2 separate regions of the Mus musculus genome follow, and region 2 is linked to region 1. Evidence: chromatin contacts called from ENCODE Hi-C or POLR2A ChIA-PET data. All regions are on one chromosome and are shown on one strand. The core of a region is the stretch at or near the end of the contact, and the rest is flanking DNA. Distances in the headings are between cores, read along the strand shown.

The links. A loop is a pair of places that touch in the nucleus more often than their neighbours do. ChIA-PET counts read pairs that join two places held with the same protein, here RNA polymerase II (POLR2A).
Region 2: POLR2A ChIA-PET joins it to region 1 with 17 read pairs in Patski. The contact joins the promoter of 1700018L02Rik here to the enhancer-like site in region 1. A Hi-C loop is called at or near these places in 1 of 37 maps with a recorded cell type or tissue (gastrocnemius). POLR2A ChIA-PET finds 5 or more read pairs at or near these places in 1 of 5 experiments (Patski).

What each region holds. Positions count from the first base shown.
Region 1 is chr19:29,497,477-29,503,777 of GRCm38, reverse strand. It overlaps A930007I19Rik (RIKEN cDNA A930007I19 gene), which reads left to right. Exons shown (of 4, transcript NR_015567.3): 4 at 1-115. Among named protein-coding and RNA genes, the nearest start is that of A930007I19Rik, 21 kb to the left of the region's middle. Within about 2 kb of position 2,465, at least 2 of the 3 ENCODE cell types and tissues checked have a DNase peak (open chromatin) inside an H3K27ac peak, as active enhancers do; they include gastrocnemius, where a contact is called at or near this core.
Region 2 is chr19:29,044,908-29,051,208 of GRCm38, reverse strand. 1700018L02Rik (RIKEN cDNA 1700018L02 gene) reads right to left here and starts at 3,726. Exons shown (of 1, transcript NR_028360.1): 1 at 2,480-3,726. It overlaps Ak3 (adenylate kinase 3), which reads left to right and starts at 3,248. Exons shown (of 5, transcript NM_021299.2): 1 at 3,248-3,530. The coding sequence starts at 3,380.

The sequences.
Region 1 (6,301 bases), core at 1,216-3,715:
CCCTGATAGCTAAGGATGTTGAACATGTTTTCAAATGTTTTGTGGCCACTTGTGTTTTGAGAATGTACTGTTCAGCTCCGTAGCCCATTTTAAAACTTGGGTTCTTTGTTCTTCGATGTTCAGGGTTTTTTGTTTGTTTTTGTTTTTTGTTCTTTGTATATTCTAGACATTAATACTAATCCTTTTGGGGGCATGGTCTTTCTTTTTACTTGGTTGATTATTTCCTTTGATGCACTGAAGCTCTTTAGTTTTACGAGGTTCTGTTTGTCAATTGTTGGCCTTAAATTCTGTGCAAACGGAGTTGAATTCAGAAAGTCATTTCTTAGCCAGGTGATGGTGGCACACACCTTTAAACACAGCAGTTGGGAGGCAGAGGCAGGTGGATCTCTATGAGTTTGAAGCCCACCTGGTCTACAGAGGAAGTTCCAGGATAGCCAAGGCTACACAGAGAAACCCTGTTTTTTGAAAAACAAAACAAAACAAAGGAAACAAAACAAAAGTCATTTCTTGTGCCTGCGGTGCCACTGCCCATGTTTTCTTTGAACAGTTTCGGCATTCCAGGCTCCACAATAAGATCTTCAATCCATTTAGAGTTGCAGCCTGCCTTTGGTGCAGGTTTATAAATACGGCTCGAATTTCATTCTTCTACGTGTGGACATCCAGTTCTTCCCACACTTTTTGTTGAATGAGCTGTTTTTTTTCTCCAGTGTGCATTTTTGGCATCTTGGCCGAATATGAGATGGCTGTTATTATGTGCGTTTGTATTGTATTTGGGTCTTTTTCCCCCCCATTAGTCTACATGTCTGTTTTTGTGCCAGTACCATATTGTTTTTATTTCTATATCTCTGTAATATATAGCTCGATATATTAATAAAATATCTTTTGGCTATTTTCCTTTTTCCATGAACTGCTTGTTCAGTTCATCAGCCCATTTACTAATTTGCAATTAGTCTTATGAGGTGTTTAATTTTTGCTGTTTTTGTGTATTCTAGATTTACATTTATAGCTGGCAAAGATTTCCCCCCATTTTTCAAGCTGTTTCCTTATGTTGGTCACACTTCCTATTTTGAAGAGTTTAATTTATATCTCACATAAATATTATACTTTTAACTGCTAAAAATTGGTAGGTTAAAATGAATAGTTTAAACTTGGCATAATATATTCTAGATAATATATTATAAGCATTAATATTATATGATATTATATGGTAATTATTACCATTATGATAATGGTTCTGTAATCCCAGAACTCAAGATATCTGAGGCAAGAATGACTTTCAGGCTAGCTTGGGCTACATAGTGAGCCCCTATGTAAAAACAAAAAAAAAATTTTTTTTTTCTATTATAAAAAAAGAATTATAGAAGTCATTGTTAAAGTTATCAGAGACTCTAACGTTGGGAATGAGAATGGAGCAAGTCTTAGAGGAGATAACTCTGAGTCAGGCCCTGGAATATGGGTAGACCTGTGATGGCAGAAGAGGAGGCAGGGTGCAAAGTGTGCAATCAGGAGCAGGAACACGGAGCTCGAACATCCTTTACACGGGCCTAGTTGCACCTCCTAGTCGCAGGTGCGTACCTCACCTCAGGGCCCTCAGTAGCACAAGCAAGGGCTCCTGGTCGCTGTGCCCATTAATGCTTTAAACAGCCCCTCCACAAATCAGTGAGAACGACATCTCTGGCAGAAGCTTGTCCGCGTGAGTGTTTTGCAGCCAGGATTGAGATGCTCTGTATTAAGAACACGTAAGTGGGGAGGGACAAACTCAGAAGCCGCTCACAGAATCTTTAGTGGGGTAGGGGTGGGGGGTGTCACAGGCGGTATTTACCTTAGAAGCAGTTTGAAAGATATTCTCCCAGAAAAATCATAATAATGAATCAATCTAAAAATGAATGTAGATAATTTCCCACTATTGTTCTAAAAGAAAAAAAAACTCCAAATATTTTAAGTTTCAAAATATATCCCCCTTTTATGGAAGATCATTCCCAATTGAGTCTGATTGACAGTGAAAACCGCTTACCTGCCAGGAGGCTTGGAGGCAGTAGGGCTAGCATGTGAAGCTCCTCCTGGACGCTAGGTGGCGCCGTGGACTGAGACTTGGTGAAACGAGCTTCAGAGACAAGTTAGACTGGGAGAAAGGTCTTGGAAACTTATTTCTCCAACCCTTCATTTGGAGGGTTTTAAATTTTATTATTATATTAGTTATTATTAATTGTTAATATTTAATGATTATCATTATTGTTATTACTATTACTGTGTGTGGACGAAAGTTGTCTCCTTTTCATATGTTTCATATTTGTGTGGTTAAACTCAGAGAAACTCCTCAGAGCTACAGAGAAAGCAATGGCGACTGTTCCCTGTATGCCCTCCAGAACAGTGCTGCAGCTGCAGGGTCAGCTCCAGGGGCTTAGCGGAAAGGAGGCTGAGACAACCCTTTCTGTTCGGCGACATCAGCAATTTGCCCACTAGGAGGCACTAATAAGCGATTCACAGTCAGGAGAGGGTTGAGTGGGACCCTCTAGCCCACTATCTTCTCAGCTGGAGGAGTGAGGCCACAGTGGCTGGGTTTCTTGTTCTTTCTCACCAACAAAAGCTTTCTTTGAGTGCCGGTTCGCTAATTCCCTCCCCTGCCTCCCTTGTTCCTCAGGACCTCGGACCGCAGCGCTTCTCCTCCGAAGCTTGCTCGCTATGTCCCTGTCTTTTGCTCTTAGCCCTGTCCACACCCTTGGAAAGAATCCTGTGGTTATGCCTCTTGAATATGGCATGGATCTCCTGCCGGGATGCTCCGGGGTTCTGTCTCCTTTCTCACTTCCCTGTTCCACATCCACCCAGTTCTTCTCTCTAAGTAACCGACTCTTTTGGGTTCCCATACTTATAAACATGCAACCGTATAGATAAAGACATGCTCCTTTCAACGATTTACTCAAACTATGGCATACTTGAGTCCTGCACCATGATTTTATTTCCACATAAAATACCCTAAAGATCTCTCTACAGCAGTTCACAGAGATCTTCCTTATGCCAATTTATGGCTGAATTGTATTCGACTTAAGAAGAATACAATTACCTTTTAACCAGCTACTTATCAGTAGAAGTGTAGATTATTTTCAGGTGGCTTCTATTATAAGTGTTGTCATAAGGAATAACATTGTATAAAGGCCATTTGTCCTCTGACCTTTATTGGTCTGAGGAAATATATCAGATTGAGTAAATTGCCTCAGGTTTCTTCTTGGCAAAGCCCATGTCACAATCATTAGAAGTAGGAGGCTGACACCCGTGACCTATATTCTACAGGATATTACCCCACAACATATACTGTCTATTTCCACCATTCCTCCCTCCCCCATTCTTCTTCTCCTCCAGCTTTCTTTTCCTCTTTTAAAAAAAAAAAAGGTTCTGGCTCTGTTGTCCAGTTTAGTCTTGAACCTATGAACCCAGGTGATCTTTCTGCCTCAGCCTTTTCTCCAAATTGCTTTAGTAATATTGATTAGATTGATTTATCGCAGCGACAGAAAAAGCAAGCAAGGACAGAGAGTGGAAGACTGGGGTTTTGGAGGGGAAGAGGAGAAAGGTGGCCTGTCCCTGAGAAGAGAAAGAGCAGGCAAGCATTCTGTGCAGAGCAAGTCAGGGTAGGGGCAGCGGATTTGAAATGGATTCTGTAAGAGTCGGAGAACTGGTCTCACTTGTCACAGTTCCATACACAGGTTGAGACCTCCAGGAGGAGAACAGAGCCTGTGGGGGCCTGGCCCTGAGTGCTGTGGACCCAAACACAGCAGCAAGATTCCTTATGTAGGCCTGCGAACAAAAGAAGGACTCTCCTGAGAGTGTCTCAGAATTCTGCCAAGATAAAAGGGTCCCATCAGACATCGAAGGACAAGCAGATAGCAGCACAGCAGCGAAGAGGCCAAAGACCAGACATGCCTCCGTTTTTAAGCTACTGTGTGAGCCTGATGCCCTAGAATTATGGAGTGGGTGAGTAATTAAACTTTAAGTAAATGAAAATGTTCACTCTGAGCCATGTGTCTTATCCTAGGAGCCATTTCTACCACACAAACTTCTTTGTTTGTTTGTTTTGTTTTCTTTCCCTTCTCTTCCTTTTCTTCCTCTTCCTCTTCTTCTCATCCTCATCCTTCTTCTCTCTTTCTCTATCTCCCTCTTTGTTCTTCCAAGAAAATGAGCTAAAACTATTTTTTTTCAAGTCACAGATTAGTTGCGCATCATGAGCATGGTATTTCAAAGTGGTTTTCTTGCTTTGTGGGGGGTGGGTTTAGATTTCTGCCACAGCTATACTATCCCAAGGTTCGGTGTTTTCTCATCCACAGGACAGGATTATCAATAGAATGACTTGAAGCCTTCTTTTTTCGTTTTTATAATATTGCTCACACTTTCAGCAAAAGGAAAGGAAACTGATAGTTTATCTGCATCCGCACGCATGTTCTTTCTTAAGATTTATGGTCAGTTGTTTCCTTAAATGCCTACCCATGAAGCATGTGAGTTTCAGCAAGGCTGAGGCCAGATCTTCCTGCATCAGGAGCACATGACATGTCTTTGAGGCTGATCGTGTGAACTTGATACTCAGACCTCCTCGATAGAGGCTGGCTGCTGTGGAGGCTGGGGGGACAGGGAAGGCCACAGCCTCAAGATGCTTCATGCTAAGTGAATGGAAAGACCCCCTTCTCCCTGCCAATACACAAGAGCTGGTCTCATCTGGTTCCTTCATGTCGGAAGTGCACAAGGCTTCATGGGCTGATAGCCAGCTTCTCCATGGACTTTGGAAAAGGGAGCTGTCTGAAAAAACACTATTGAATTTAACACTCAATTACTCAAGCAGATATATTGAAGGAGAGTAGCTAGAGATATGATTTTTCCAACTGGGGAAATCAATTGCCAGACAAGAAATCAAATGTGTGTGGAATCTGGATATGGTGTGCCAGGCCTACTAGTTAGCTGTGACTCTGAGCACGTGATTCTCTGTGCCTCGAACATTAAATGGAAACAAAGGGGCTGGAGCAATGGCTCCACAGTTAGGAGCACACTGTTCTTGGTGGGGGTCCAGATCGACTGCCAGTGTCCATGCTGATCAACTCACAACTGCCTCTGATTCTAGTTCAGGAACACTAGCAGCCCCCTCCTGCCTTCAGGATCACCTGAAGTAAAAATAATAAAAATGCATTTAAAAATGAGGACAACAGTGGTATATGACAAACAGGAGGAGGATTGTTATGGAGAAAAAAAATCCATATGTAGACTCGTGCCTGATACACGGTGAGAACTTAAGACTGTTTTTTTATGGCTGCTGCCGTTCTTACACACAAGCCGTATGTTAGCGTTTTTGGTGTTTAATTAAAGTTTTAAAACTGAGCTCTGAAGCAGTTTCATGACATACAGTAAGAAATTTGGCTACCTGTTGCTATGTGGTCATTCAAAAGAAGACCTTCTGCTGTCTTCTGAGGTCCTGGACCTCAGAGCAAGGTCTGACCTGGTTTGACAAATAATTTCCAGCCACATCTTTATAAATAATGAATCAGAATTGCTTGTTAGATGACATTCTGGGATGGCTAATACCAAGGAAGCCAATGACAACAAATGGAGCGAGGGTGTAGGGAAAGAGGAGCCTTATACACGTCGGATGGGAAATTAAAACGGAACCACAGTGACTGGGTGTGCTGTTTCTCCGTGTACACCGGAAGGACTCCAAGACAGCACTTCCTAGAGCTTGCATGTCTATGCTTCTTATCGCACTGCTTACAGTAGCTGAGAAACAGAACCAGTCAGATGAGTGGATAAGGAGAACTATCCTGCTGTGACAGATGTATACAACAGGATTTTATTTATTTATGAAATCATAACACTTTCAGGAAAAAATGCACATAAAATAAAATTTTATTTTATGTGCATGAGTGTTTTGTCTGGACATATGTTTATGTACCGTGTGTGAGCCTAGTGTGAGAAGAGGCCAGCAGAGAGGGTCAGAGCTCCTGGGACTAGAATTACAGACAACTGTAAGCTACTATACGGAAGCTGGAAATTGAACCCAAGTCCTCTCAAAGAGCAGCCACTGCTCCTAACCACAGAGCCATCTCTCCAGGCCCTAGCTTTTAATTTTTTTTGTGTATTTGTATATGTGTGTTGGGAGAAAGCTCATGAAAGTAGAGAGGAACATTAAGAAGAGGAGGAGGAGGACGAAGAGGAGGAGGATGAAGAGGAGGAGGAGGGAGGGGAGGAGGAGAAAGAAGAGGAAGAGGAGGAGGAGGAGGAGGAGGAGAGGTTGTAAGGAAGAGCTAATGAGGAGATGAGAGAAGATAAT
Region 2 (6,301 bases), core at 2,477-4,976, 450 kb after region 1:
GCTAACTATGGGATAATAGCTATTATTGTTTTAAGTTGCTAAGTTTTGGGATAATTGGCTAAGTTGTAATTGGTAACTAATAAAGAATCTCTAAGCTAGATTATTTTACTACTGGTTTCTTATGAAGTGTCTACACACACACACACACACACACACACTCTAGGTCATGGGACTTGCTTGGCCAATGAGGTGTCACAAAAGTCAGGAAAGAAGAGATGTAAGAAGGATTTACAAAACACACTCCCCTCCAGGAACCCAGGCGCCATAGATCTGCAGATCAGGAGACTGAAGAGCAGTTGGACAAACACCCACTTTTCCAGTCTGTTCTAACCATCCAGCCCAGTGAGTAAGTCATGGGGAACCAGTGTGAGAAGCTAAATCACGCTGTGTGTACTAAGCCAACAAAGGCTTGGGCCACTTCTACTGCAATAGGTACCAGACACGCCCTCCTCTTCCGGGTTCTTTTGTCTTTTCCCAACGCCAGTGCTAGTCAGGGCTTCCCAGACACTGACTCCAGGTAGCCTTCCTTCTCACTCCCTAGCTCATGCTGAGACAATGCGCACACACACAGATTTCTGGAACAGTATATTCATTTCCCAGGCCTTGCCATAACAAACAGCCTGGAATGTCGAGCTTAAAGGGAAGGGATGGTTTCTCTTATAGTTTGGGAAACTTTGAGCCAAATGCAAGGAATGAGCAGGGTCGGGAGTTCTCATCAGGTCTCTAAGAGAGAACAGTGCCTTGTCTTTCTCTAGGCATCTGGTGTTGTCACTGCTCTTTGGCATTCCTTGGCTTGCAGCCTTTTAGCTCCAGTCTCTGGCCTGTTACCACACACTATTGGTGTCTTCATATCACATCTGGTAAAGACGATGACTGATCACCCCAACATGATCTCCCTAACTATTCCTGGAACAGCTCTAAATAAGGTCACACACTGAGACCTAGTGCCAGCCACACCCCCACATTTTTAGGGAGACAGTTTAACCTATGCCACATACCTATAATCCCTGATCCACTCTGTCCATTCTAAGGACTTAAAATATTCTGGAGTTTAATGTGACAAAACAGTACTCCTTAGTGTCTCCTCAACAGGCATTTACTGACTGCCTACTACACACAGGGCACTCCTCTGAGCTTTCTTCAATACAAATGGACCTGTATAAACATTTGGCCATGGGTAGTTCAGGCACCCTTGCGAGATTAAAATTCAAATTAACTTTGTGTTCCACTATTATCAATAGTGTAACTTAAACAGGAAAACAAAACCTCACACAAATAAATACCTGTGTGTGTCGAAATGACTGCCCTGGGCCCAGTTGCCAAGAGACGTCCCAGTTTGGCAGCCTCTTACTCCTCTACAATCAACAGCTTTGAGCTCCCGTGGGCCTGTTAAAGTGACCACACACCCTGCTGCCTCCCACCCTAAGTCTCTAAGCACCTCAGTCTTACATACTCATGTTTGCTTCTGTCTTCTCTCCCCAGTAGAACGAACGCTAACTCCAAGAGAACAAGCAATGGATCTCTCTGTTCGGGTTTGTGTGTTTGCTTGTTGTAGTGTTGGGAGCGGGATTCTTAGCTGCTCCAAAATTGTTTGAACACCCCACCCCCATAATCGAAATTTTCAAGGCTGAAACCACAAATGTTCCCAACTGCGGAGATTGGAAATGCTTTTCTCCACCACCAGGTTTTCTGATTCTAGTGTTGCGTAACCTGCTCTTGCCCAGACCTTTCCATTCTTGCCTTCCTCCCTCCCTTCCTTCCTTTACCTCGGGGTACCCTCATGCTCTCCTCCTAATTCCACACACAGGCACGGACTGTGTAATTTACTTATTTACTAACTCCTTCTTGTGCAGCAATAACAACGGGAGAGCCACTCATTTGCTTTTTTAAGTACAGGGATGTCTGCCTCACCTTGCCACGGAGACCACGTCTTCTCTCTGAGCAAGCAAACCTACCTTGCTACCCTCTCCATCACCCCCGAAATAATTACTTGGAAACAGCAAGTAGTTCTGAACCAGTCATTTGGCAGCCTTTGAGGGGGCACACATGGTGTTTCCTTTAGAGACACTTTTCTGTTTTCCCGGTGCCCGGCACAAGGAAACCGTATCAGGCGGACAGTGGGCAACGTTTACGGAGCACTTTGTAGTTGGTCTTGTACAGGCAATCCACACACCGTTCTACTCCACACCAATCTCCTGCGTCCATTTTACAGATAAAATAAGACTCAATCGCTTCTCTTCTGCATCCGTTCGTACCTCACTCTCCCTCTCTGTACTTCAGTTTTCAGAGCCCACGCCAGGGCATCACTGCTCCCTCCCACACCTTCTGGTTAGTTGTTGTTTGGTTTTTCAAGACAGGGTTTCTCTGTGTAGCCCATGCTGTCCTGGAACTCGCTCTGTAGATCAGGCTGGCCAGGAATCCTGAGATCTGCCTGCCTCTACCTGGGTGCGGGGTTTAAAGACGTCTATCACTGCTGCCTGCTGGTTTGTTATTGTTTTTATTCACAGTACTGTTTCAAAAAGCCTTACTTCCACCCCTGGACAAACAAGCAAGAAAACAAACGGACAGCAGTAGAAACTCGGGTTTGTTCAGCATAGCATTCTCGGAGGCCTCTAAGTACAGTGGCACACAGTAGGCACTGGGTAGCTCTTCCTGAAATGAATGCATTTCTGAAGGAGCTAGTATGTTTGACCTCTGCGGAAGTTAACGGTGACAGCTACTTTTGGTTCTGAAAGTGGATTCAGGGAGATGAGACACATACTTCACTTGATGAAAGCTTCTGTGAGGAGGGTTCCAGGTCACCCCTGGAGGAGAAGGAAATGGGGTGAAAAGGCAGAGGGAAGAAGGTCAAGGGAGGATTGGTGTGAAAAGGTGGGGAACACCTGGTGAACCAGAGGGGCCGAGGGGACACAACACGGGGGCATGCTGCTTCCTGTTGGGTCTGAGCAGGACAGAACTTGGCTCTTAGAAAAGACTAAGGGTGAAAAAGGTGAACACAGAGGGGGGAAAAAAATGAAATCCAGGCACTCAGAGGTGCCAGCGGGAGACTAGAAGTAGAACGGGGTGCTCAGAGGTTGTCCACTGGGGAGAATGCAGACGGGCGCAGCCTGCAGGCTGGGACCAGGCAGCACAGGGCACGAGGGTCTGGGGATGCCAAGAGGCGCCGGGTGGAGCTCAAGGGAGTGGGGTGCAGGGGCGCGGAGGGGCGGTGCAGCAGCCGGCGGGGCGGCCCCGGTGGCCGTCGCTCACTTCCGGGAGAGCCGGGCGTCCTGGCCACCGCCCGCTTGCAGCTGCCAGCCCTCCAGGGCCGCGGAGCCTGTGAGCGCGCAGGCCAGGCCACAGACCAGCGTCTGCGCAGCTCGGACCACCGCCAGCCACCATGGGGGCGTCGGGGCGGCTGCTGCGCGCCGTGATCATGGGGGCCCCGGGCTCCGGCAAGGGCACCGTGTCGTCACGCATCACCAAACACTTCGAGCTGAAGCACCTCTCCAGCGGGGACCTGCTCCGCCAGAACATGCTGCAGGGCACAGGTGGGAGCTGAGACCGAGGGCTGGCGGCGTGCGATCGTCCCGGCGGGGCTTTGCGGGCCGGGGTCGAGGGTCCTGCGACGCGGGTGCAGCGCTCCCCGACCTCGCCTGGGGAAAGAGCCGTTGCGCCCCGAATCCTCTGGCCTCCGTGGGCAGCTTCGGGTAGATGGGGGAGGGGGAAGGAAAGGACTAGGAAGTTCAAAGACTGAAGGAAAGCCCTTGGCTTTGTTTTTAGAAGCTCATTCGACACAGCTGGCAGCTGCGGTGGGGGTCCAGCCGGGGGGAGCTGTGCCTGTCTCTCCACGTGTCCTTGTATGCAGAAGGCAGGCTTTGGCTCTGCCAGGGCTAGCTTCTTTTTTTTTTTTTTCCCTACACCCCCCCCTCCCGCCCATGGTAAGCTCCGTGGGATCTTGTAATTCTGACCTTTCTCTCTGCAAGGTCAAGTATTACTTATTTTCATTGCAGTCACAAAGTTGGCTTAGATTTTGATGCCCCCAGACATTTCTTAGTCACTAAAGTTGTCCTTGTAACAGTTACATAAACGATTGCTGTGTTTCTCCTTCCAAAGTCTTCTAACTCAGCACAAAAAATCTAGCCAACACTTTACAAAGGGTGGGTTTGTGGTAAGTTCTATTTTAAGAAAAGCATTTTTAAATTTATTTTTTGGGACAGTGTCATTCGATGTATTCAAGGATAACTTTAACTTAAGTTTGACATCCTCCTGTCTCAGCCTCCCTAGTGAGTGCTGGGATTCCAGGCGCCAGCCAACTAACAGCTGTAAACTATTTTTTAAAAGCTTGCACTAGATGTGTTTCTCCACAATAGTGTTGACCTTCAATTTCAAACTAGTGCCTATTTTGAAAATTCATTTGAAGCTTATTTACACAGAAATAATACCTGTTCAAGGTTTTAAAAAAAAGAAAGTAAAGGCCAGGGAGAGGAGGGAAGACAGAAATGTATAAAGTAAAAAGCAAAGTTTTCTCTTAGTCCCTACCTCAGCCCAGAACCTCGGAGAGAAACAGTCTATCTCCTTCTGGAAATGTCTTTGTGTAAAGCTCCTTCTTACAACCTCAGTGTATCAAGTTACCATCTACTTACTCCACATCAGTGTTTTCGCACACTGCATTCAGCCTGCCATCCCATATGGAGACGTTGTCCGGTTCCGCACTGCACTGCTTACCCTGTGTCTGCTGAATCTACCGCGATTTATTTACCTCTCCACTCCCTCCTGGCGGGTGTATAGCTAGTTTCTAGGAAAGGGTGTTTTTTGTTTGTTTAAAAGACACTGATATTCAAGTGTGTGCGTGGGGGTGGGGGTGTGTGAAAACCCACAGTTTTCAGTTTCTTTGGCTCGATCCTCTGCACCCCTCAAGCATGTTTTCGTTTTCTTCTAATGTCGACCTTAAGAAATAATAAAGGCTGCAGTTAATTAAAGTTTATCGAAAGGTTATTTGACTCTTGCTAAATGTTCTTAGTGCAACAGATTGCAATGCGAGTTACTGCAAACAGTCCCAAGTCCTGAAGACTTTGCTGCTATCCAAAGTACAGTAGAAGTCTTTAGGGGTGACCTGCATACCGACTCAGAGCTGGCCTGACTGTGGGTGGCAAAGAATGCTCATGGGTAGGAAAACACAGAACATTTGAAAAGAGTAAATGAAAGGGTATTTAAATACATTTCTGAAAAATGAAGAAACAATGTTTCTTGCTACACGTTAACCCCTGTTAAGCCTCAGGGTGCCCAGGACTGCATCTCTGAAACATGGACAGAGACTACAGAGACCAAGGAGCTGAACACACAAAGTTGTTCAGCCACCCACTCGGCAGTTTTAATGCTCAGTTCATTTTTATGACACAGAAAGACAAATACTTTCTTAATACAAACTTTGAAGATTCATTATTGGAAGTAGGTTTTTTGTTTTGTTTTGTTTTAACAGGGTCTCAGACAGTTGCTCTGGCTAGTCTTGAATTTGGAGTAATCCTCCTGACTCAGTTTCATCAGGGTTGGAATTGCGGATGCTCTGGCTCTGCTAGGAGAACTAAATAAAGTTCGTGAGAGAAGTCTTTGCAGTTCAGAGTTCAAGGTCCACACAGGCAGCTAGGTCTTTGTTCAGCTGGGAAAAGTTACAGATCTCAGAGGGAAGCCCCAGCCAGGTCCCTTGGGATGCTCACTCAGCTAGTTGATACTTGAAATCCTGCAGGTCCTGGGATGTCGGGGTCACTTGTTCTTCAAAGAAATAACAACAATCCCTTAGTAAGGGCAGAACACAAAGCTTGGGAGGCATCGTGAGATTGTTCCCACAGATGTTAATGGTTTATCAGGTAGAGTAGTCTTTACTAAGTGATGTCTGGCCGGTCCTGTGTAGGACTTTTGCAAATTTATATTGAGAATATAGCCTATATTCTCTCTATATATTGAGAATATATCCTCAATAAATATTTGTGAATGGATTAGATATTTCCCACAGAATCAAGCAAATGAGATGTAATCGTAAGCAAACCAAAACAAACCCGAAAACAAATTCTGAAAAAGTGCTTCATGTTTTCTGATACTAAATCGTAAGGAAGGAAGAAAGGAACAAAGTAACGAACGAATGAAGGAGAGAAGGGAGGAGGGATAGAGGGAAGAATACAGGAGAACTGACATCCTGCATAGACTGGCCTCACCTGGAGATCGTGGATTAACCCTTTGGTGTTCTCTTTCCCCTTTCTGTTAGTGCTTTGTATCCTCATGAGTTGTGAGCATGCTTATATATCATCTCAGATTTAATTTCACC